Regions from separate parts of the Mus musculus genome. Here region 1 is linked to region 2. The links are chromatin loops, found by intact Hi-C in ENCODE. Cell type or tissue: heart. All regions are shown on one strand. Links, peaks and the distances in the headings refer to the core of each region. The heading gives the core; the rest is flanking DNA. Region 1 overlaps Grip1 (glutamate receptor interacting protein 1). Region 2 overlaps Grip1 (glutamate receptor interacting protein 1).

Region 1 (12,283 bases), core at 2,755-10,754, 260 kb after region 2:
ACGTTTAGTCCATTATCAACATGGTGGGAAACATGGCGGCGTGCAGGCAGACATGGTGCTGGAGAGGCAGCTGAGAGTCTGTGACACACTTTCTCCAACAAGGCCACATCTACTTCAACAAGGCCATAATTCCTAACAGTTCCTTATGGGCCTATGGGGGCCATTTTTACTCACCCCCTTCCCTCTGGGAAGGGACAGAGCGTGAAGCTGGAATTGTAGTCTTTTCAGCATTTGGGAAGAAGTTGGCTTTGATTCACACCAACACAGAGGCAACCGCAGTTACCCTATGGATATGAATTGTTCCGCAAGAGGAATCATGTACTGAGTACCCAGCTGGCATTGCTGCTGAGGGGTGATCAATTAATGAAGGTCCCGAACTCCCAGTGGACAGACTGATCTGTTGACACATCCTTCCATGGCATAACTGGGAGATGGTAGACACTTGGGGTAGACCCTCCTGGAGGAAGTAGATGTGACGGAGTGCTCTGGAAGGGTAAACCTTCTCCCCTCTCTCCTTGCTCGCTACCCATTGTATGGTGAGCATCCGAGCTCCACTATACTCTCCAGTGAGCCCTGTATTTCATGATACAGCTCAGGAAAGTGTAATCACTAAAAGTATAATACGAAATAAATCCTTACTCCCTTATGTTGCTCATAGCAATGAACCACTGACTAACACAGTATTGTGTCAGTGTGTACATGTGTATTCATAGGTGTGTTATAAGTCTTCAGAGTTAGTTGTGTAAGAACCAAGGAAAGGGAATGTCTTACTCCTGTGCCTCTCTCAGAAGAAATCTACATTTAGTCAAGTTGCAAAGGATTCTAGGAGCCATTCCTTGTGTTTCTGAGTTCGTTATCACAACTTGAAGGTCACCTCTCCTTCACTTGAAACAGCGGTGCCCACATATTTCACCTTTATTTCCATAAAGATAACATGAACTGCCCCTTAGAGATGTTCTGCAAACACTTTCATCACTGATCACGGCCCAAGGAAACAAAAGGAAGATGGATTTTAACCTTCTAATGATGCCTAAAGGGGAAAACCCAAGAGGTTCATAAAAATAGAAAAGTTGAAGAAGCGAGGGAAAGAGACAAGCAGTTAAATGAGGGAAACATTCAAATCAGAGGCTGTCCCTGTCTTCAGGCATCTCAGTAAGAAATTGTGTGAGCCACCTCAAGGCATCGAGCCCAGGGCCTTCTTGTGTACTGGGTGCTCATTGGAGTCGGGCAGCCACTGGAGGCCAGCTGAGTCTCAGAAGGAGTCCAGGACATAGCCCCCCTGCCACCCCGGATGTGATCTCACCTGATGGCCAAAGGCTGCCAGACACCTTGAGATGGTCTAAGCCACTATCTCATCCTAAAGTAGGGAGGACTAACCTGCAGGAGGCCTGCTCCAAGTGCCTCTAAAGCTAGGACAGAGTCTGTGTCAACAGCAACACAAGAGTTCTACAGGGAATCTCAGTGGCAGGAATAGAAGCAGGACACAGCCATGATCCACAGGTGAAAGAGGAAGGGAGGAGGGGCCAAAGTTGATGGTGATGACGACGATGATGACGACGATGACAACAACAACAATAAAGCTGGGGAGATGGGGGAGCTTTGAATTCTGAAAGTTACCCTATATGTCATTCTCAATGCTGTCCCCACCGCCGGCATGGCTTGGGTCTTGAGTGCTGAGGAAGGGCTAAAGTAGTTTCTCATTGAGTTCTCACAGGATTGCTTCCTGCAAAGGCCTAGGCTTAGCAAGGTAAAACCCGGAACCCAAATAAATGTATGTGTTCAAAATAGGCAGCACAAAGAGCTGACTCACTAGTGTTGTGAAGTGATTAGCAGGATGGATTGACGCACCCTCCGCTGTTCCTGGTTCCCTCGGATGCTGGTGACAATTAAGATGGCCCCCTCCACACAGTGCAGTGGTATCTGCAGTCACTGCTAGGTCATCATCAGATAGTGCAGATCTCTAGAGCTTGGTTCTCTTGGGTTTCTGCCTTCTAACCAACATTCCCTTTATCTTCCTGACTCGGAGACCTACTGGGGTGCTTCCTGCTGCTATGAGTTTGATTTTGGTGGTTGTTGTTGTTTAAATGCCACAGACGCACAGCAGGGTCGTCGAGTATTAAATCTGCCCGTTTTATTCCTTGTAAAAGTTTGAACACTGGGGATATCATAAAGATCCAAGTGTCAAAGACCTGGTCTCCTAGATGTCCATATCAAAAGTGCAGGGACTTCTATGAGGTAAGGCTTTGTGGGAGATGCTCAGGTCATTGGGTGTGTACCCTCCAATGTAGTCAGACAACACCAGTCTATTCGTCTCTCCATTCCATGACTCATGACTGAAGTGTTTCTGCTCCTATCACACACTCGTGACTTTTCCTCCCTCTGTGTTTGTCTTTCTTTATTTGAATTATCGGAGATCAAACTTAGGGTCTTCTAGATGGCATGCAAGGGCTCGTCAGCTGAGCTATACTACCTGACGCTAGTCTCAGAGCATTGGGAGCAAATGGTCACGTGCAAGAATATCCAAAGCTATAAAAGTAATGGTTTTCTTGTTGTAAATCGGTGATTATATCAGCTAAGTAATTATAGTCACAGAGAGCTTGGCCTAGTGCCCTTCAGATTCATCCATGCTGTAGTAAGTACCAGGACTCTCTTCTTTGAGGCTACTATTCCTGGTATACAGTGCATCTTCCTCATCAGATCACCCATCGATGGACACGTAGGCTGATACCATTCCCTGCCTTTCATCAATAATGCTGCAATGGACATGCCCATGACCAGTCTATCCCGATGATTTCCTTTGTCCATGTTGTTTAGATAAGGGATTACCAGATTACAAAGTAATTTGGGACCTTCTATGCTATTTTGAATAATGATACCATTTTCCATTCCTACCTACAGTGTCTAGGGTTCTCCCCCCACCCCCACCACATTCCTGTCATTCTCTGAACTAGGTTTTCGAGGGACATTCAGGAGCTTGCTTGATCCAAAGGGAATCCCAGGAGGATGAGACTTTGGGCCTGGCACAGGCTAATGAAAACCACCAGCCCTACATCCACTGCTTACAGGAAGAAACAAAACTGGTGAGCTGTGAACAGAGCCCCAAAGTAATGGCCCAATTTACCTTTGAAATATAATAAAATGTCTTTTAAGCAGGAGATTAGAGACTTTCTTGGCATAATCCACAGCACAGGACAGCTCTGGAGTAAATTTACACCCTGTCCTTCCCGCTCCCCACCCCCCTCCTTTGGTGTTCCATTATCAATCTCTCAGCGGGGCTGGGATTTCAGCAGAATTGGAAATAACAGCATTCTGCAAATCCCTGCGCGGTCCTGCTGTCCCCCCTTCTCCCCCATCACACGCGGATGCCTCTGAGCTGTTGCAGATTAAAGGTAATTCTCGGTCATTACTGGTGTCATTTATCACCCTCCCTGCGTGTTTCTTTTGTGCAAACCTTGAGGAAGCCTCACTCATTTGTGGAAGTTCAGACTCTAAGTGGAGAATGAAGCTGTGGCCTTTTTTCCTTCTTTTTCTCTTTCCTGGGCAGTACTTCTAGGTGTTTCTTAGGATACAGCCCCTTCCACTGCTGCGACGATGACAGCCAGGGCCAAGCTTGTCAGGAGACAAAAGACAAGGCCATCTATCACCATCATTTGGAAATCTCATCTAGCGAAGGATTTATGATCTGCTGGGGTTCAGAGGAGATTAAAAGAAAACAAAACAGAGGTTGAATAAAGAATGTCTGCTGGCACATGAAGACGAGAGGGATTTCAGAGGAGACCCGAGGTGATTGGCATGCAGTCAGACGTGCCACATGACCCAGGACACTGTGCCACACCGGCGTGGTCGGGGAGAGTTGGAGACTGCTAAGTGGCATGGTTGTGCCATTTGAAGAGCGGCCCACCTCCGGAACATCTGATGTGGACAGGAGAGAGGGGCATGCATACAGAACTGTGGAACCAGACTCTTATGGTCAACAAGCTATCCTATAGGCTAGACACAATGACAGCCTCGTGCCTCAGCCTTCCTGGTTTTCCATGAAGGGGTTGGTTGTTATGATCTTAATTCAAGATGTAAACCTAGAACTCCCTCCCCGTTAGAAAGTAACCAACATTCAGTAAATGCTAGGCTGGCCTCCCAAAAGCCACCAGTGACCCACTCTCATTGAACTGTCAAGAAGGGTAGAGAAGTTACCAAGACTATTTACAATAGCCTCAGTACAGGGGTGCTGCTGGAATGTGTTATTGCCACACATGTCGCCATGCCAACAGCATCTCTCTAGTCATCCTAGCCGTTCCAGAGAGCCAGGTCTTAAACTGGACGGGTGAAACCTCTGTCTTAACTGGTTATCAGACTGGTGGCTTAAGGGACACTTTGTAACCTATAAATGTACTGGTTTTGCCTGAGTGGAATTTAGAAATGACTCAGCTGCATAGCTCACTACAACTTGTGCTTCTTTTAAATGACACACACACGGGGCTTGCCTTAGAGAATTGATACAAGTTCACCTCACCTAGTGCCTACAGTTTTGTACGGTGACTCTCGGGGGGGACTGAACAACAGAACCCACCTCTTCTAAATGTGGACCAAATACGTCCCAGATTTCCCCAGTGGCTTAGCAGGCTTCTTACATCCACTGTAGCTTGTCTGAATCTTCTAGGGACTTAAGATTCTTGTCTCTTCTTATAGGTTCCCTTGGGTGATGCACCTCCCAGATACAGTTTCTTCCTCTTACAATGTAATTTGATGAGATACACCCCTCCACAGCTCCTTCTGGGACCAACACCCCCCCCCCTCCGCCCCCAGCTACCCAATGGAGCCTCTCTTAAAAATCCACCAAGTCCAGTCTCTGCTGCCCACATACTCTTGGCTATGTGGCCTTCACTGGAGGGTGGTCCACTCACCGGGGGTTGCCCTCTTGAAGAAAACTGATATGCCCCCTTTAGCAATTATTACTTCCCAATAGCTGCTGAGATGGGGGTGGGCGCTCATGCCCTCTTCTCCTCTCTAGGCTGGATTTTTGTTTTGCGTGAGCTTGTACAGACCTTGCACGTGACGCCTCAGCTGCTGTGAATCCACACGTGCAACTGCACCACGGTATCCCCAAGACACTGTTTTCCTGTCGCTAACTCCTGCTCTGATCTTCTTACAAGCTCCCTTCCCCTTTTAGTGCATCTGTCAACCCTCCCTAGAGAGAAGCTTCCCTTGGCAGTCGACAGTGATCCACACAGACACCCACAACTGCTCAAGGTACAGAGAGTCAGAGACTCTGCAGTGCTTGGTCTGAAGGAGACATCTTTGGTCTTACAACCTCTCCTCCCAAGGCACAGGCGTCCTCAGGGAAGAAGAGCTGGGAAGAACGTAAGAGTCAGATGCATATTTTAAAGCTCCAAACTGGTCCAAGGAGGCGCTCCTGCTGGTAAAATGCGCACCTGCGAGTGGCCCTACTGTGTGCAGAACTTCCAGGAGAACCACAGGTTTGCTCTAAATCTTACAAAAAATGCTTCTTGCTTTATTGGCTTCGTGAGGGACAGGGAAAGCCCATACTCGCTCTTCCTCAGGTTACAGCTATGTCAGGGAGGTACCATGAGTCATGAGTAAGTTACTCGGGTGTGGAAAATGAAAGACTCTGATTAGGAGGATGCTTGTGAACAGATGACAAATGTAGAGGGTGACGTCATTGCAGTCAAAGTCTCCATATTTACAAACATATGCACTTACTCTATCATTTCACTACCTAAACTCTCCTCACCTTTGTCACTTTTCTCACATAGAAAGCCACTTACTTATAGCTCTGGTGGCATCACTGAGAGCATTAAGGTAACATCCATTGTCAAGACACTTTACTGCCATCTGCTGGTAGAAACATGCCATTACTCACTACATACTCTGGCTAAGATGTGAATGGTACCCCATCCATCAGCTCTGATTTGGACAATGTCTGACCACTCCCAACAACCTGTGAGCTCTGAGCATCTCCACGAGGGGGAGCAGCGGAAAGCGGTTGCTACGTTGTTTTGAAGAAAGAAGTTTAAGGATAACTTTAATACTCAAAAGAGAGTGGAGTTTCTGCGAATTAATTATCTCTTTCCCCAGAGCACTTTATTCCTTTCTGTGGTTGTGAAAACCAGGCTTTGAATTCTATTCTGACCTGACTGTGCTAGAAGGGACATGGGGATGCTATGTCGTCGTAAATGTTTGATATGACTATGATTTTACTGCTCCCCATATCTGCCAGAACCAGCTTCTTCAGCCGACAGTGAAGAAAACAGAGAATGCCTACCAGCAAGGCTTGTATTACTGTCAGGGGGAATGCTTGATACAGCACAATCAACAGCGATATTAACTGCTGTTGACTCCGGAGGTGATATTAATTATTGATGCCGTTCCTGTGATCTCACGTTCTTCCCAATGTGCAGAGACATTGTTACTCTAGTTTCCCATCTTACAATCACCATTATTGAGACGTTTCTATGTCACAGAGGTAGACCAGAGTCTGAGTCTGCAACTCTGCGAACAGGTACCCTGTGGCCAAGGGCGGAGCCAGTGCCAGGCTTAAACTAGTTAAGATAGTCTGCTTTCACACTTGAACTGGGCCTGATGGCTCCCTGGACCCTTGAAGTCTTATGGAGGTCTGTTGATGATATTGTCATAATGCCATAAAGGAAATGGAAATCATAGAGTAATGACACAGAGAATGGCTTCTTGGTCCTCTATCTACATCACTGTCCTACTGACGTCATGGCGACTTCAACAGGAGAAACGCACTGGCTAAGAGAATCCGCTTCGGGAACTAGCTGAGTTGCTGACCGCAGAAGGGCACAGCGCATGTGCAGAAGACCCTTACGCGCCAGAGAGGTCTCTGCTCAAAGCACAGTGCTGACAGAGCACGCAGCCCAAGCCTTTTCTTCCTAGCATCTGTTTATACAAATTCTGACCAGGTGGCAAACTCTTCCCCTCTGCTCTCAAGCAACAGGATGCAGGACAGAGAACACCTGTTCCAAAACTGCTCTGATTAGCTGGAAGCTGGCAGGTATAGCAAGGGCTGAGGGCCACTCGGCAGGAGAGGATCCTGCTGCCTTGTCAGCCCTTGGCTCTGCTCCTGATCTTGGCTGTAGTCCCTGTCGGTGGCTAATGGGATTGATCCACGGGCATAAATCTTTAAACTCCTGCTGGCAAGTGCGACGTTATCTTATCCAAGGCCACCACAGTGTGCCACTGCTATCTAAAAGCAAATGTTTCCAACTTGAGGAAGATACTGGAGGTGCAGGTAGGGGTGTGATGCCCTCCGCTCTCACACAGCTTCCGGGGAAAGTGTGTCATTCAGGTGATTGTGCATGCACACGTGAGTGGACGTCTTTCATGATTTATGTATGCGAGTTTGCTTAGAGAAGGTAATGATAACCAAGTCAGCACGTGCTGGTTGGAGAAATAGAAGCAACACTCCCAGGGGAAACTTAGGGGAGCAATAAATAGAGGGGGAGGTGAAGAACACTGTGGGAGAGTATCCTAGACAAGGGAGTGTGTGCAGGACGGAGGAGACCGAAGCTCCATGAAGAAGGAACAACATGGGAGATTGGAGATGGGGTCTGAAGGGAAAGGACAGAGCTCAGGGAAGAAGGGACAGAAGAGCCGAAGTGGGAGGAGTGGGTGAGAAGCTGGTGTGTCGTTGAAAAGCCCCATCAGGACAGCCCACTGCAGCATGCATGCACTGGACACTCCTTAGGGTGTCTCAGCCATGGTCCCTCAACCCAACAGGCACACACATTTCGGCCGGCCCTTTTAGGTTTCTAAGGATAGAAAACTCTCACACAGAATGCTGTCATGTTAGTATCTGCTTGCTGATACTAAAGCACTGATCTAAACTTGACTCACAACAGTGATAAGAGGGAAATTCTAGATTTTGTTGTTGTTGTTGTTGTTGTTATTTACAGACATAAAAGTCAAAGGGCAGCATGAACCTAAGTCAGAGATAGAATATAGTCAGTGTGGTTAAGAAACTTAGAAAATAATTATAGAATGTTAGAGCCAAGGAAGGGATATTTGGAAGCTTGCAACCAACGGAGTTTGGTGTGTGCTCAAAACTGCTCAGGAAATGAAGGTTTCTGTGAATCTTCTAATTTCAATGGTTCTTAAATCACACTCCCTGTGATTTGAGGTTGCTCTGGGTTTTGTACAGCAACTCTGTAACTCTAAACTGAAGAGTCCACCCATTGTGAATGTGAACATGAACGTAAGTCTAATTTATTAAGCAGGTGTTATGCTCTGTGAACAGTTGTGAATGGATGGATGCAGGGATGAGCAGTATATTAAGAAAAATACAAATGGAATGACTTGACCTTTCATCATCGAGAGCAGAAGGACCGATGCTTAAAGATGTATTTATTTTTATTTTAGGCGCACAAACGATGTGCCAGCAGGAGTGTCTGTGCAGCACATGTATCCTCCGCCTATGAGACCAGAAAAGGGAAGCAGATCCCTTGGAGCTGATGTTACAGACCGTCCTGTGCTGCCACGAGGGTGCTGGGAACCAAACTCGGTCCTCTACATGAATATCAAGTACTCTTAACTGTTAAGCCATCTCTCCAAAACCCGGGACTGAAATTTAAAGGGTAGAGAAAAAAAAAAAAACCAAAAAAACCAAAAAAACAGTTTTCTCTTCCTCCTTCCCTATGTCCTATTTTCTTCGCATCAAGAGAAGGATAAAAATAGCCCTGGCCTTTTGCTGACTTCTGAGGGATGTGGGAACGGATAAATGCGTTCGGGTGTGTCAAGCTCCTGAAGTTCCTTAGGGAGAAGCCACAGGTTTTAATGTCATAATAACAAGCTACTTGTTAAGCTGTTGCTCCTCTAAACATATCATAAGTATCTTCAAACCAAGGTTGGAGCAGGTCACGTGCCCAATAGCAAACTTCTGCCAGCTCACCTGGCTCTTAGCCTGGTGCTTCTCTGGGGCTCAGTGTGGGCTAATACTGAATCTGAGTTTATTTAGGTTGAGTGGTTTGAGCTGGAGGTGTGATGTCTTCCTGCAGGGAACTGAATAGGAGCAGGGATGGCCCTGACGCCATCTTCCTCTGTCTACTAGACTCCAGGAGAGAGGGGGCGGGGTAGGGAGAGGAAAACAGTGGATATCAAGCTTTTCCAAGCTTGTAACACTTTTTTTTTTGTAGGAAGTAACACCACATTTCTCATGCATGTCTCCATGGAAAAACGTATTGTTCTGATTAGAAAACACACATCAAGGTCCCCACCTCAATAAAGAGAAGTAAAATAAAAATAAAAGCTTATTCATTCTCTTAATATTGATCCAGACAATATATCTAGATTTGCCTGGATTCTAGATGTAGAAAGGTCTTCTCTACATAGAGTTAAATACAGAAAAGAATATGAAAAGTAATGTTTTCTGCAATATGTAAAATATTAAGCACTGGAAAAAAAAGAAAGACACTGATAAATGGGACCTTGCAGTCTCATGATATCGGTCAGATTTTTAAAAAGTCATCATACCGCCATTGCGTACCTGGGCTTGAACACGCACTGGGAAGAACACAGCAGAAGTAAGACATACGTGAGCAAAGAAACTAAAACCGTAACTTCACACAAGTTAGAAGCCAGGCTGTACCTATGTACAATAGCATTTTTTAATATATGAACACACCATATGCTTTTAAAATATCAAGTATATGAAGCTGCATTTGTGCGGAGCCATATTCTCATTTCCGTTCAGGACACCACCCTTTGGAAGTTCCCTTCTCCCAGATTCTGCGCAGCTTAATTTCTCCTTCCCGGGATGGTTCTGTTTCAACTGTCTTCACTTTATCAACTTAGACCAAAAAAAAAAAAAAACCCTGCTAGTCTCTGAAGTGAAACTTCAGGAAGCATTTTGTCCTCTAGATGGGACCTTGTCCTCATTAGAATTGGGAAAAGAAAATGTATTAGCTACTTCGCTCTTTGCTGTGACCAAACCCTGGTCACAAAGCAGCTTAAAGGAGGAGAAGATACTTTGGTTCAAGGTTGGAAAGGATCTGGTCCGTCATGATAAAGAACGCTTGGAAGCAGGGGCGCCATGGTCGCCAGGAAACAGTCTCGAGGGCTGGTTCTCGGCTGGCTTTCTCCTTTCCCCCTTTGTTTCAGCCTGGGGCCCCAGGCCATGGCCTGGTTCTACTCAGATTCAGGGCTGGAAAAGCCCCTCTCTCTCTCACACACACATACACCTAACGGTGTGCCTCCCTCATCAATACCTCAGGTATCCAAGTTGACAATCAAACTCAGTTACCACAGGAAATACGCAGCTTTGCTTCGAGGGAGTTCCTTTAACGCATTGAGTATTGTTTCTCCATCCTTGGCTCCAGAGCAGCCTTCTACCTTGTCCTACAGGAGTGAAATCTGACTTTTGTAGATGCTTAGGAAATTCAAGATAGACTACACAAACACACTATTCACATCCTCTATTGTTACCATGATAAACTTAATTATTTATTTCTTTGATTTTTTGTTTTGTTTTGTTTTGTTTTTCAAGACAGGGTTTCTCTGTGTAGTCCTGGCTGTCCTCAAACTCAGAAGTCCGCCTGCCTCTGCCTCCCAAGTGCTGGGATTAAAGGCATGCACCACCACTGCCTGGCATCTTTGAATTTTTAAGGCACAGTATTTGGAGCGTGACGGCCTGGGGTGAGACCACAGAACACATATTTCTACTCTGTGACTATGAATACATGCAGGTCTTTGTGAGCCAGGAACATTGTAACACCTGTCTTTGAGTTTTTTGAGGGTAGCTTTGTGCCCTTCAGGTAGCCCTGCAAATGGTAGCTATTACATAATGATCGCTTTCTTCCTGTCTCCGTCTTATCATAGTATGTGTCAGGACCACATCACATTAGAACATCATAGGTCTACATAAGCCAGCTCTCCCTGATTCAGGAGCACTTCCCTTGGAACACTTGAGCATCGAGTATAGAAAGATAAGAAGCCATCCTTACAGACTTAGGAGAAACTGGGGAAAGGAGAGGAATACGATCAAAATATGTTGCATGAAACTCCCAAAGAATTAATAAGAATACTATTTTTGAAAGGAAAGAAACTGTCTTTATTCTTTAAGTAAGAATGTGAGTCCAGTGTCGATGGTAGATATGGATGCTCATGGTGCAGGAGCGGAGAAAGGAAACCCTGATGACCGCTGGGTGGTTTGATGGCATTTTATTCTCCTGGTCCCAGACGAGGAACAATAGAGAGGTGTGACAGAAGGCAGATGGTAAACATAGGTGCTGGCGAAAGCCTTGGGTCAGACAGATTTGTGTTGTCAGTATTATAAACTCTCCTCAACAACTGCAGCCCTTTGTAGAAAGCCTGGGCCTTTAGGACAGAGGGTGTGAAGGAGTCAAAAGAGGAGGACCGAGGGCTGAGTATTGTTCCGTAGCCGAGAAAATCTGTTCATCCATTTCCTGAGAAAGGCAAGGTAGCAGGGAGGGTCAGAAAGTATCTCCCTTCTTGTCCCAGGATGTCAGCACACAGTACTGATGATCACGGGATGTGAGTCTATAGTCCAGGCTGTGGTCAGAGTGTAAGAGACAGGGAAGGGCTCCTGGAGATGCTTCACGGGGACAGATAGGAAAGATAGGGAGGGAGAAACTGAAGGACGCTTTAGGCATCTCTACAGGCAGAAGAAGAGCCAAAGCCGGTACTGTAAGCTTGGACGAAAGGTGCTTTGATGCCGCTGGTGTTTTAAATTCAAGAATTCAAAGTGGAAGTGGCAAGGGCCCCAATTCTGGGTAGATAGGCAAGAGAGGAGAGGGTATCCAGGGTTCCTGGGGCTGTGTCTTTGGCAACGGGAAATATTAAAAGCTTTGAGCAGTGTTTTCTATTGTTTGTGTGGCCGAGAAGAGGAAAGGAGAGAATTAAATAATGAAGATATTCTAGTAATTCAGATGTAGATGGCAGGGGCTTGAGTCAGGATTGCCATGTCAAAACCTAAAAACGTGGATGGATGTGAGAAGCGCTCTGGAGGTCCCACGGCCTAACTGAGGAAGCGCCTGCTGCTAACTGGGGTTTCCTGCCTCTTTCTGAGTTGTGCTGAACCACCTGTGTGGTCATTTGCTAGGCACCATGCTATGCACTGGTCGACAGGTTCATTCGAAGAGTAATCCCATGAGGGCAGGTAACTGGGAATTCTTAGTAAAGAAGAAACTGAGGTATGGAGGGAGCATGTCTATGATCATTCAGTGAGTAGCTGAGGATGGTTAGAAATCACATTTAGACAGCCTGACTCCAAAATGCTTGCAACTAACTAACT
Region 2 (12,283 bases), core at 2,586-10,585:
GTGCTGTGGAGGTTTGTGAGAAATACTGATTGGTTCTGGGTTCAAAGAGCCACCCTCCAAGGCTCTGCAGTTGGAGCCCTCCCAGTGCCAGCATAGCTGGACAGGAAAGGTGCTGGTGCTCACTGGTGACTTTATGTGGCCCTGACTAGAGAGCACATCTTTGATACTGAAGCTAGCCTGGTGACTGATAACGCTCGGAACCCTTTGGACTGTGAGGGCTGCTAACCGAAGGCCCACTGTCAACGGGAGCTGAACTTCATTCTTACAATGTCTGTGAGGCTTGAAGTTTCAACAGGAGCAGGATCCTACTGTCTCTACTGTGTGTGTGTGTGTGTGTGTGTGTAGCGGGATGTTTAGACAGAAGCTCCGAGAGGGGCAGAAACTCACCCAAGGTCAAAGAGAAACCGTGCAACAGAGATGCCTTCTGAGCAAGGTCACTGACTGCAAAGCTCTGACCTCTTGACCCTATACTGTTTCTTTTAACCTATGGTTTCTTTAAAATGCTCTTTTTAGGCTGGGTGGGTATAACTAAGTTACTTAGGATGGCCCTTAAGTCAATCCCAACACTGCCCAAACAAACAAACAAACAAACAAACAAAACCTCCCCTGCAAATCTAAACAAACAAAAAAATACTTAGGACCTTCTGTAACTGTGGTTTTACCCCAGGCCACAAAATGGGCCATACTTGCATTTATTTATTGGAGAAAATTAATTTTTTTTCTAAAGTTTCATTTTATTTTATGTGTATAAGTATTTTGCATGTTTGAATGTATGTGCATCATGTGGGTGTCTGGTGCCTGCAGAAGCATAAAAAGAGTGTAAGACCCCTAGGAACGGGAGTTACAGGTGGTTGTGAGCTGCCGTGTGGGTGAGTTGAACTTGGATGGTATGGAAGAGCCTCGGGTGCTCTTACCCAGTAAGCTACCTCCTTCAGTCCTGGAAGAACAGTTTTTCAAATAGTAAAATACCAGCTCACATCTGGGCAGTCATGCTGGTGACACTCTGTGGACATGACAAAGTGGATTCGGAAAAGCCCATGGGGGCCTCAACTCTACACAAAGAACCACAGGCAACTGAGGAGAGCTGGGGTGGCGAGAGGTAGATTTTCCAAGGAAGAGTACAACATTGGCTGCCCATGCCAGAGGGTCAGGCCTGAAAGCATACACACAGGTAACATTGCATACAGAGTAGGCTATATTTAAGAATATATTCACTGGGTCGAGATGGTACATGCCTTTAATCAAGGCACTTGGGAGGCAGAGGCTGGCGTATTTCTGTGAGTTTGAGGCCAGTATGATCTACAGAGCAAGCTTCAAGACATCTAGGGCTACACAGAGAAATCTTGTGTCAAAACCAACCAACCAACAAAAACAACTATATCTATATAACTCCGTCTTCTCTATCTCTATTTGTATGAAATAACAATTAATGAAAGAGGCCATGAATTTGAAGGTGGGTGGGGAGGTATTGGAGGGAGAACAGGGAAGGGAGAGATGTTATTATATTATAATAATAAAAAAAACCCTTCAAGTATCTTGTAAGATAAGGATGTCAGAGCGCCAAGCCTCCCTATATCTGTCATTCAGTGGCAGCCACTGTCACAAGCTACATTGATTCCAGTTACTTTCTTTTTTAATTCCTCAGGATTGTTTTTTATTTTTTTTTTTTTTGACAAATGCCAGACTTTGGCATATGCCTCTAAAGAGCAGATCATTTCCTTCTGAACTGACAGTTCTCAATTAAGGACGTGGCTAACAAGCATTGGAGAGAATGCAGAGACGTCGTCAGTCACTGGCGAATGCAAATTAAAAGCAGGGTGGGCCATACACCCCTCCCCCAATGATAAAGGTCATCATCACCAAAGATGGCAAAGAAATGGCGTCAGGGATGTGCAGAAAGGGGAGCCCACCACACGCATTGCTGGGGGTCACGTGAATCACGTCAGCCACTGTGCACCTCCTAGGAAGGTGCCTCAAAAACTGAGAGCAGAACTCGGTGTTGGGGGATGGTTCTGTGCGCTGTGTATGCAGATGCTGATTGCTATGCTCCGAGATCTGGTTGTAGTCTGGACATCGGGCGTTGCCATGCTGTTTGGAGCATCTCCTATCTCAAGGATGTAAAGAAGTTCTTTCCCATCACCTGATTGGTTAATAAAGAGCAGATCCTGGCTATAGCTGTGCAGAAGAGAAGAGGGCAGGACTTCTGATCCCAATCAGTGAATCTCAAGGACAAGGTGGGATTCGTCACAGGCAGATCATCAGGGGAGTCATGAGGACACACAGGGAACAGAGTGAGCAGGGGAGGAAATCAGGCTGCAGGCAAAGAAAGGCCCACGTGCTGGGAAGTAGTGGCCATACAGCATTGTTAGAATAGATGAGTATCTGCCCAGCTTGGAGCCTGTAGCTTGTCAATAAATCTATTAGGTCTCCATGTCAAATATTTGAGAACTAAAAATTTTAGGGCTAGAGGCATAAAAAATGTCCTATCGTTACTTGGGAGCAAAAAGGGTGAAGAAGCCGCCCCTGGTCTCACATCTATGACTCTATGTTACCGAACAATCTTAATGCTGGCTTCCCAAAGAAAATGAAATTATCATAGGAAGTATGCCCAGTGCCATGTTTAACGAGAATAAACTGGACGCAACAGCTGAGGTCTGAAATCAACAGGCAGTCACCAGTGCATAAATGAACGAATAATAGACAGGGCCAACGGCTTCCAGGGCTCTGTGGAGTTGGGAGAGTCTACAACAATGTCTTGCACATCTCAAAAGAATTGAAAGACTCTGAAGGTTGCCATCATGTAGAAATCATGCTCGAGGAGAGAGCAACGCTTAATTATATAGATGTGGCCATCACACATTGAATGCGTGTATCAAATTGTTGTAACAGTACCCCCAGAAGCATGGAAATGGCAGGTGTCAATTACTATGAATAAAAGCTATACCTGTTCTAGAGCATTACATGGATCACACATAGGGGGTAGCTATAGGCAGAAAGACATGGTTTTATAGAGACCCTGAATGTTATTAATTCTCTGATACAATTGGCCTTCATTACTTGTTCTCCAGTACCTGTACCTAGTTTATAATTTCCCCCATTTTCTCAAAAATTTTTTTCAGTGCGCGCGTGTGTGGATGTGTGAGTGTGTGTGTGCGTGCGCGCGTGTGTGTGTGCATGTGTGTACATGCTTCTCTGTGTGAGTGTGGATGTGAATGTGCCACAGGGCGCGTGCGCAGGTCAGAGGACTACATTGGTTGCTAGCTCTCATCTACCTGGTCCCACCTTGTTTCTGAGATGGAGTTGATGCTGTGTTTATCAGGATACTTGACCCACGGGCTTCCAGGGAGCCTCCTTTCTCCTACCCCCCTCCCTGTAGGCACAGTGGAATTACTGTACTTGGCTTTAGATTTGAACTTGAGTCCTCACATTTGCAACGGCCACTCCTTCTCCCACTGAGCCACCTTTCTCAGCCCAGGAGAGCTTATTAAATCATTAGGATCGCAACCAGGGCCGCTCATTGCCTCTGTGTTAGGCTCTGTCTTTCCGCTTGTCGGGGCACGTGACCATCCATGTTCCCTAGTGCGACTGACTTACAGTAGCCCCTAATCTGGGAGAGATGTCATTCCAAGACCCTGAGGATGCCTGAAACCACACAGGGAGAGCACCAAATAGTAGCCACAAACACATCGATGCCCTCACAGTTGATCTGATACAATGGTTGTGATGGTTTGTGTATGCTTGGCCCAGGGAGTGGTGCTATTAGAAGGTTTTTGACTCTGTTGGAGTAGGTGTGTCATTGTGGATATGGGTTTTAAGACCCTCATCCTAGCTGCCTGGAAGCCAGTATTCTGCTAGCAGCCTTCAGATGAAGATGTAGAACTCTCAGCTCCTCCTGCGCCATGTTCCTACCTTGATGATAATGGACTGACCCTCTGAACCTGTAAGCCAGACACAATTAAATGTTGTCCTTATAAGAGTTGCCTTGGTCATGGTGTCTGCTCACAGCAGTAAAGCCCTAAGACAATGGTTCATTTGTATTACAAGTTATAGACCCTGATTGAGGGAATCCAAGATAGGAACTCAAGGCAGGGGCCTGGAGCCTGGCACCAAAGCAGAGAGCAAGGCAAAACGCTGCTGCCATCTGAGTCCCAGGCTCCTTCCTGCCCAGCTCCCTTTCTTATATAGCCCAGGCCCCTCCCACGTCACCGAGTACCACAGACACATCCACAGGCCAATCCGACAGAGGCCATTTCTCAATGGAGGTTCCTTCTTGTGTGTCAAGTTAATGACCAAGATTAGCCACCAGAGGTGACTACTTAATCACTAATGGGCAAGATGGGCTTGGGGTATGGGTAGGCTGGGAGATGGGAGGGCCACATCTCAAGTGGAGATGGTGTGATGTGTGTGATGTGTGTGATGTGTGTGATGGTGTGGAGATGGTGTGAGATCTCACCACGCTACTGAGTAGGGTGTAAACTTCACAGTCTGAAGAATGTTCTGTTGGGGGAGTTTTCCATTTAAGACCTTCAGACTACAGTTGGCCACAGGCAATTGAAACCACAAAAGTGAGAACTTGGGGTGTTGGGGTGGATGGGGAAAGCCGCTAGCTGCATGGCTGGGGTTGCATCCTCCAGCCTGTAGAAGAGCCTTCTATCGCACCATCTCATTAAGTTGGCTCTGGTGTTTGGTAAAGTCAGGGTATTTGGGAACTACGAATAGACCATAGGTCCCAAGGAGCTTCCTATGATGTCACACATCCCCGTCAATCTATGACGTCACACATCCCCGTCAATCTATGTCCCGTCTCCTAGTTCACCGACAGACATCTGCGCCTGACTCAGTAGCTTCCTTGAGGTTGCAAAGAATAACCTTCTCCTGCCTGGTCCTGCCACTCTTCTCACTTATTAGCTAGAATTACTTTGGAAAAACAGAACATGTTCTTCAATTAGCATTGTCTGATTAACGCAGTTAGTACACGAGAGGCAGAGTGAATGCTAATTCAATTTCAGAACAGAAAATTACTTGGTCCTATGGAGCGTCCCATATTGGTTGAGTTCAAGTGTTTTGGTATTCTCTCCGATGCTCAAAGGCATTTGCATTTCGAAAAGGCTCGATGCTTTTCATGTTAACGCATGGTGCTTTCCCCAGGGCCTGGGTGTACTGACTGATAGGCTCTGTATTTCCTGGTACAAAGTATCGCAGATGCGCCTTGAATGTTTCCTGTCCCTCTTCTGGAACCAGCTATCACCACAACCCCCTCCCAATTTTTGACTAGAAGGGAAGTTTCTATATTTTATTCTCAAGAGGAGGCAAAGGAGGAGGAGGCGGGAAATGGGGAGAGGGCAAACTATCAATAGACTGCTGATAGACTGGCCGTCCGTGGGTCCTGTTTACTGGTAAGTGCAATCTCTGTTCTTGAGTTGCCTGCCTATGTGCTGCTCCTTGGCTCTGTGGGTATTTTACTTTTGACTCATTTTCTTCTTTGAGCCATATCCTCTGTGAACAGGTAGCATTCCTGCGGAGAGCCATAGCCCCAGCTTCTAACTAGCACAGTATGCTTTTTAGCTCTATGTTTCTTGCAACTTGCTACACTGTACAACACTTTGGGCTCCCTGATTGGCTGAGTAAGGAAGTCAGCATCTGTCTGGAGGCACTCTGAATGAGACAAGCCTAAGCGCACAGTGGACATCAGGAAGTCCACTTTCGTCTCAACAGCCGAGGCTTGTTTTCCAACGCCAGAATCCTTGCCTTTGGAAAATGTACCTAGAATCGAGAGATTCTTCTTTGATCAATTGGCTCGTGATTCTTAGGTATCTGTCTATAGGCCAGAAGCTGCGAGGGGCTTGTGGTGGTTTGAATGAGAAAGGCCCCCAAAGACTCATAGATTTGAATGCTTGGTCACCAGGGAGTGGCACAATTTGAAAGGATTAGGGGGTGTGGCCTTATTACAGGAAGTGTGTCATTGGGGGTGGGCTTTGAGGTTTCAAAAATCCCATTCCAAGCCCAGAGTCTCTCTCTTCCTGCTGCCTGTGGATCCAGGTGCAGAACTTCTACCTTTACATGTTTCTCCAGCACCACATCTGTCCGAGTGCTGCCATATGCCCTGACATGGTGACAAGGGACTTCTGAAACTGTAAGCACTCATGTCCCCGTCAAATGCTTTCCTCTGTCAAGTTGCCATGGTTGTGGTGTCTCTTCCCAGCAACAGAACACTAAGTGCTAAACAACTACTGACACACCAGACTGCCAAGGTCAACCAGTTAACCAGAGCATGAAGATAAATTAGCTCAGAAGCCCCTGAGCTCTGGTTACTGACCAAGGCCTTTTCCTCTCCCTGGCTTTACATGTGACACATCTTGATGGTAAACTGTTCAGGACAAGGGGCTACTGACTGCCCTAAAACAGAAATCAAGGTTTCTGTGGAAAGATGTCCTGAGGTGAGAAGAGACTGAATTTTAATAGCCAGCTGTAGCCTTGCCTCAGAAACTGCTTACGAGTAGTAAATTAACACAGATGGAGTTAATTATTTTAGATTTACATAAAAGGCCCCAGAAATTTATAATATACTAATGGCAAACCCTGTCTGGCTGCTCTCAAAATAGCCACAATAACTCACATCATGCAGAGAGCTTGCTTGGAGATTGCTAGAGCTAACTTTTGATTCATTGCTGGGCCCCCAGCATTTCTAAGGATTCTGAGGTTTTAGTCACCTATCCTCCACACACAGACAAAGCCGCCTTATCCGAGCACGTTCTCCCGTATGATTGCCTCTGATCTTCCAACAATTCTGAACAAGAAAATCATCCTTTCTTCTGATGAGGCCCTGAAGCCTTGAAGAAGCTGACAGAATGACCTGTTCTGATCTAATGCAAACACTCCAGGATTCAATACTGGAGTATCTGACCTCATTTGCTGGGTGTCTTCTACCAAATCATGATTTCTGTTTGGATATACAATCTTCTCGCTGGATAGGCAACCTTTATTCATTTTCAAAGGCCCAACAAACTAAAGATGAATCATGGAACATGTTTGCTGGGTCCCTTCTCATGTGCGCCCTCTTGTGGTCACCCGGAACATCACACAAAATCCTGCTCTTTGAAGATGGCCTTCTTGAAGCTGGTTTTACCTTCTCGTCTAGCCCACGAGACTACAGTATATCTTGTAGAATCTCTATTCAGGAGAGGCCTAAGGGGAAACTGAGGCATTAACACAGTTTCAAGACTTTTCTTTTCTAAAGGAGCCAGTGTACCCCTTGAAACAAAACCGTGAACAAGGATATATACAGTTTCAATGGATATCGGCCCAGTTCTGTGACTGCACACAGTTGCTTCAAAGTCTAAAGCCTGAGGGGGGAGCTATGGCAGCCGGTATCGAGGCCACTGAGATTCAAGTTCAGATCTGTTTTACCTTTTTAAGCTAGACTACCTGCTTGTCTGAACCCTATCCACAGGTAGAGATCAGAAATCCAATTGACGCTTTAACCAGAGCCAATTCACCCCCTTTCCAGACCAACTGAGCACAGCACCTTGGGAAAGTCACAGTAAATGACAGCCACCATGGAAGCAGTTCCTAATCCCCGACAGCCTCTTTAGAGCTCAGCCTCAAAGCAACACCTCAGTCCCAACAATGATGCTGATTTCCTTAGAAGCCACCAGGCCCTCTGGGAGTGCTCCTGGCAGGCACTACTGGGGCAGCTGTGCTCCTTTAAGCAAGGCATTTCAAGCAGTGTCAGCTTTGAGGATAGGCCTACCTTACCTGTAGATCTTAGAGAAAAGAATAGAATAGAATAGAATAGAATAGAATAGAATAGAATAGAAAGACTCCATCTTCCCAGCCAGCTCTTTAGCCCCAGAAGAAGCAGATCTTGTTTATATCCCTAGAAAGTCCCAGGTTTCCAAACAAATTGGGTCAGAAAGGCAGCTGCTGCTGCTTCCGTCAGGGGAGCACCCTTGGCAGAGGAAGACAAAGGCCAGCTGCTTCTGATATCGCCTCCTGCTGCTCCCTGGCATCCTGTGGCACCGAGGCTGAGGACCAAGAGGCTGTGAGATCAGGACCCAGGATGCTGGCTCCATGGGTTGGCTCTAGGCTGACTTACTTGGTCTTGGAGAACTTAGTCCCAGCTGAGGGAGAGCGGCCCTTCTGAAGAACTGTGGTGTATTAACAACTGCTTTCCCCATTCACCCCCCAAGCCCCTGAATAATGCATTTATTTCACAGAAAAGCAGAGAATTCAACTCCAGCCTCGGGAGCTGATGGTCACCCAGTATTGGGCCTCCATGTCTCTGGCCTTACTTCTTGCCTCTCCTGCTTCTGAGTACTGGGTGTGTGCACAGGTGCCCTTATTCCTGGTGTCTATTCTCAGAGCTGCCTGGTGTTGCCTCATGGCAATGGCATTCCACACTCAGCCTCTGCTTCCTGGTTCTCCCATAACTCCAGCCTGGCTTCTCTAGCTTTGAACCTTTCCCAGTTCCGACCCACGTGGGCCTCTTTGATTGCAGGACCGATTGTCAGCTCTTGTCAGAGGCACACTGTCCACTGATACTGTGAGAATTAGAACCTAAGGTTATTGCCATTCATGGGTGGTGGTGGTGGTGGTGGTGGTGGTGGTGGTGGAGCAATGACAAGTTGGAACTGACCAGGGTCCTAATGAGCAAAGCACACATTGTCTTGATTTTATTATATCGGCACAGTGCCTCAGACAAAGATCACTAAATCCCATCTTAACTAGAGAAAACCCTAAGCTGCGGGCTATACTGATATGCCTTTAAGGACCACAATACTGCTGACAGATACGGCAAACTGTGTGGAGGGAAGGTACAGAGCACTCTTCCCCTAACACGGGGACACCGGTGAGGCAGTCTGACCTTCAGAGAACGAACCCAGCATCTTAAACGGACACTCTAGAGATGATGTAAACCTCTACAACCTACAAACCAATCATCACAGAGACAGACAGGGACATTGGGGAGTCGGATCCATGACAGAAGTTCATAAAGAACATGAGGAATAGCAACGAGGCACACTGTCTCGAAAGCTTGTCTCACAGGACCACTGAAGGTCACGTGAGATGTGGGGTGTCACCTCCACTTGACATATCTTCCCCCGACTGTAGCGGTGGACAGCTTGCAAAACATGACAAAATACCAAGTGGGCTCTGCCTAGCAAAAGTGCAGAGGACTCCCAAGTTACCCTTTAGAACAGACAGTGATACCGTCTGAGACTCCTTATGCCACTGACTGATAAGACACCTCTTGATTGCTCTTTAAACGAGCTTTGTCATTGCTGTAATCCTTGGTCACTCAAGTAAATTTAAAAAAAAAAAAGCTTTTTTTTTTTTTAATAAGTTTTTCGAGACAGGGTTTCTCTGTGTAGCCCTGGCTGTCCTGGTACTCACTCTGTAGACCAGGCTGGCCTCGAACTCAGAAATCCTCCTGCCTCTGCCTCCCAAGTACTGGGATTACAGGCGTGTGCCACGCCCTGTTCTAAAAAGGCATTCTTTTAAACATGAGCCTTTTTTTCCCACAAATTTTGTTGTTGTTGTTTTGTGGTGGTGGTAAGGTTTAAAAAGGATAGAACCGCATCCATGGGAATGCGATGGAAAACATGCATTTTGAGGATTTCTGGGGCCACTGTTTAATTGAAATGTGCAACCCAAAGTCTGTTCCTTGTCACCCTAGCCAATGGTCCCCCAACAGTGTTCACACTGTTGTTTGCCCTTGGCACCACGGGGGATAAGCTGGCTGCCAGGCTGACACAGTGACAGGCAAAGAGCCTCCACTTCTCTGAGTGAGCAGTTTCCTGGCTTTGCATCCTGTCCTTGCTGGCTCTAGCTCACGCTTGGACAGCCGAGGAAAGCTGGAGTAAGACTGAACGAGGTCGACTGTACCTGGGAAAATGTGCCTTGTGAGGTTTCCCTCCTCTGCTAGCAGGTGGCCCTGCTCTCTCTTTTGGAAGCGAGAAAAGCCAGACTCATACTCTCTCTACTTCTGAAGAGAAGGGAGCCCAGCAAAGCATGGCTACAGATGATAGCCGAGTTCACACACCAACGGAGCTGCTTTTAGCTTCCCGTGATTTCCGCTGCAGGCAGTCCTGAGCCAGCAGTCAGGAGGTCTGTGCCTGGCCCCGCTGACTCCTGTAATCCACCACGGTGACCTCAAATATTTAGTGAAGAAAGAGGCATGGGAAAGAGTGAGGTATTTGCCTTTCATTTTTCCTCCTAGGGCCACGCCCATTCCTAACCAGGGGGCGGGGTTACAGAAGAATCTGGTGGCCCCCCGCAGCACTCTGTCCAAGGAGTAGAGCAGCATCACCGCACTGGCTCCACTCTGACAAAACTCCCAGCCTGCAAATGCACCGTGCGTGCGCGCTTGGCTGAGGAAAAAGCTGATGCTCCTGCCAGGCAGTGGTGGCGCACGCCTTTAATCCCAGCACTGGGGAGGCAGAGGCAGGCAGCTTTCTGAGTTTGAGGCCAACCTGCTCTACAGAGTGAGTTCCGGGATAGCCAGGGCGATACAGAGAAACCCTGTCTCCAACCCCGCCCCCACCCCCACCCCCCAAATAAAAAAGAAAGGAGAAACAAAATAGTTGAGTCTCCAGAGTGACTCAGAGTGACTCAAATGTTCCGGTGGAGTCCTCAGCAGCCTTAAGTGTGTGTGTGTGTGTGTGGGGGGGGGGGGGGGGGGGAGAACCCTGGAAAATTATTTTAAGAATCCTTCTGTCAAAAGACATATATCAATAGCTGTATACAACTAAATGCTAAACTTAATTCTGTTGGAAGTCATGCACAGCAGGGAACCAGTGAGTGTCAATAGGAAATCATTTTTAAAGTTCAATTGGGCTGAATGCGAGGAACTTGTCCTCTTGCAAAAGAGCTTTTGATTTGATTTGGCTTTGGTGCCTGGAGGTGTGTGTGGAAGTGCAGCGGTGACTCATCGCAGAGATGGATCAAGTGGCCACCAAAGGATGCTTAAGATTCCAAAGGGGACAAAAAAAAACGGACAGTTATCAACGAAACACAGCAAAGATTGCTTGTCCCTTATCTACAAAGAGAAAGCGTTTGTGATAAGCTGCAGCAGAAAACAGAGCTCATATTAAAGATAAAGCATGGAAGCTCCAGGGCCCGAAGTGTAGCCTCGCTTCCCCTCCCACCATTCTGTGTCTGTGATTGCATTAAAACAGAATACTATCTAGAACTAGCAAGACGTCTGCCCATGATTTTCAATCTTTAGACCTCAAGAGAATCCACTGACGATATTGCTAAAGTGTCCGTGTCCCTGGCTCAGCGTCCCTGAAAACACAGAGACCCTGCATTTTAACAAGCACTCCATGGTGACGGTCACCTCGCACCTATAACCCAAACAACTATCTAAAGTTTCTCTCTTCAAACTTGTCTAAGGTCTGTTAGTGACTCTTGGAATTAGTTCAATACAAGCTGTACTTAAGAAACAACAACAGCAAAAATGCCAGTGTACACTGTGCTGGGAAGTTTGGATTCCTTCATAGATAGGAAGTCAGTGTGCACCGTGTTTAGGAGCTCAGTACGCTTTGGCTTTGAGAAAGTTGGAGAAACAGAAGTCCATAGTAGATCCAGCACCACTGTTTACCACACCATCACCCTGAGTACCGAATCACTCCAGCCCTGGTTTCCTCCCACCTGTGGATGTGAGCCTGCATGTCGTTTTTTCCCTAAGGGTCAGGAATAGCAGCTAATGAGTCTGCCTTCAATATGAATGTGGACAATGTATAGTTTAGTCTGCCTTCATCAATGACCCTAACAGCAATGAAGGCATAGTGGATGAATAATGGACCATGTAGAGCTCAGACTTTCTCAAAGGACTGAAGAAACTGGGGGGTTGGGGGGCTAGAGGAGAATGTAGGTAGAAAGTAAGGGGTAAACAATGGAAGGAGAACAAATTGAGACATGATTTCATGCCAACTTAAGGCAGGATGCATTTCCATTTACTGTGTCAGTTTGTACCTATGGAGTCTTTGGGGGCCACGCTGATTCTGAGTCTGCAGCGAGGCTGAACATCATGGTTGCCAGAGACCAGAGACAGAGCATACAAAGTGCACACAAGGCTGAAGATGAGCTCAGTTTGGTAAGATGCTTGCCTAGCATGCATGAACCCCACAGTCTGGTCCATAGCCCTGCATAGAACCAGGAAGGTCAGATGTTTAAGGCTACATAATGAGTCTGAGGCCATTCTGGACTATGCAAGAATCTGTCTCAAAAGGAAAAGAAACGTCAGGATAAGATGTGCCCTTCAAAGACACATCTCTTTCAT

What was found. Hi-C counts contacts between places; a loop is a spot of excess contacts. Peaks named below come from ENCODE experiments on the same cell type or tissue, not always from the same donor. Only the 100,000 strongest peaks of a DNase experiment are listed, where the experiment ranks them.
Region 1: it touches region 2 in a loop (5-fold over the local background); 6 of 42 quality-filtered maps call a loop at or near these places.

What each region holds. Positions count from the first base shown.
Region 1 is chr10:119,797,403-119,809,685 of GRCm38, reverse strand. All of the region lies in intron 1 of Grip1 (glutamate receptor interacting protein 1), which reads right to left. It overlaps Gm51815 (a long non-coding RNA gene), which reads left to right. Exons shown (of 3, transcript XR_003949037.1): 3 at 1-12,283. Among named protein-coding and RNA genes, the nearest start is that of Gm51815, 16 kb to the left of the region's middle. In heart, for the core only: a CTCF peak has its summit at 5,850 (motif pointing left); no DNase peak of the experiment used is centred there.
Region 2 is chr10:120,059,396-120,071,678 of GRCm38, reverse strand. All of the region lies in intron 21 of Grip1 (glutamate receptor interacting protein 1), which reads right to left. Among named protein-coding and RNA genes, the nearest start is that of Helb, 47 kb to the left of the region's middle. In heart, for the core only: a CTCF peak has its summit at 7,052 (motif pointing left); no DNase peak of the experiment used is centred there; H3K4me3 peaks cover 564 bases; H3K27ac peaks cover 844 bases.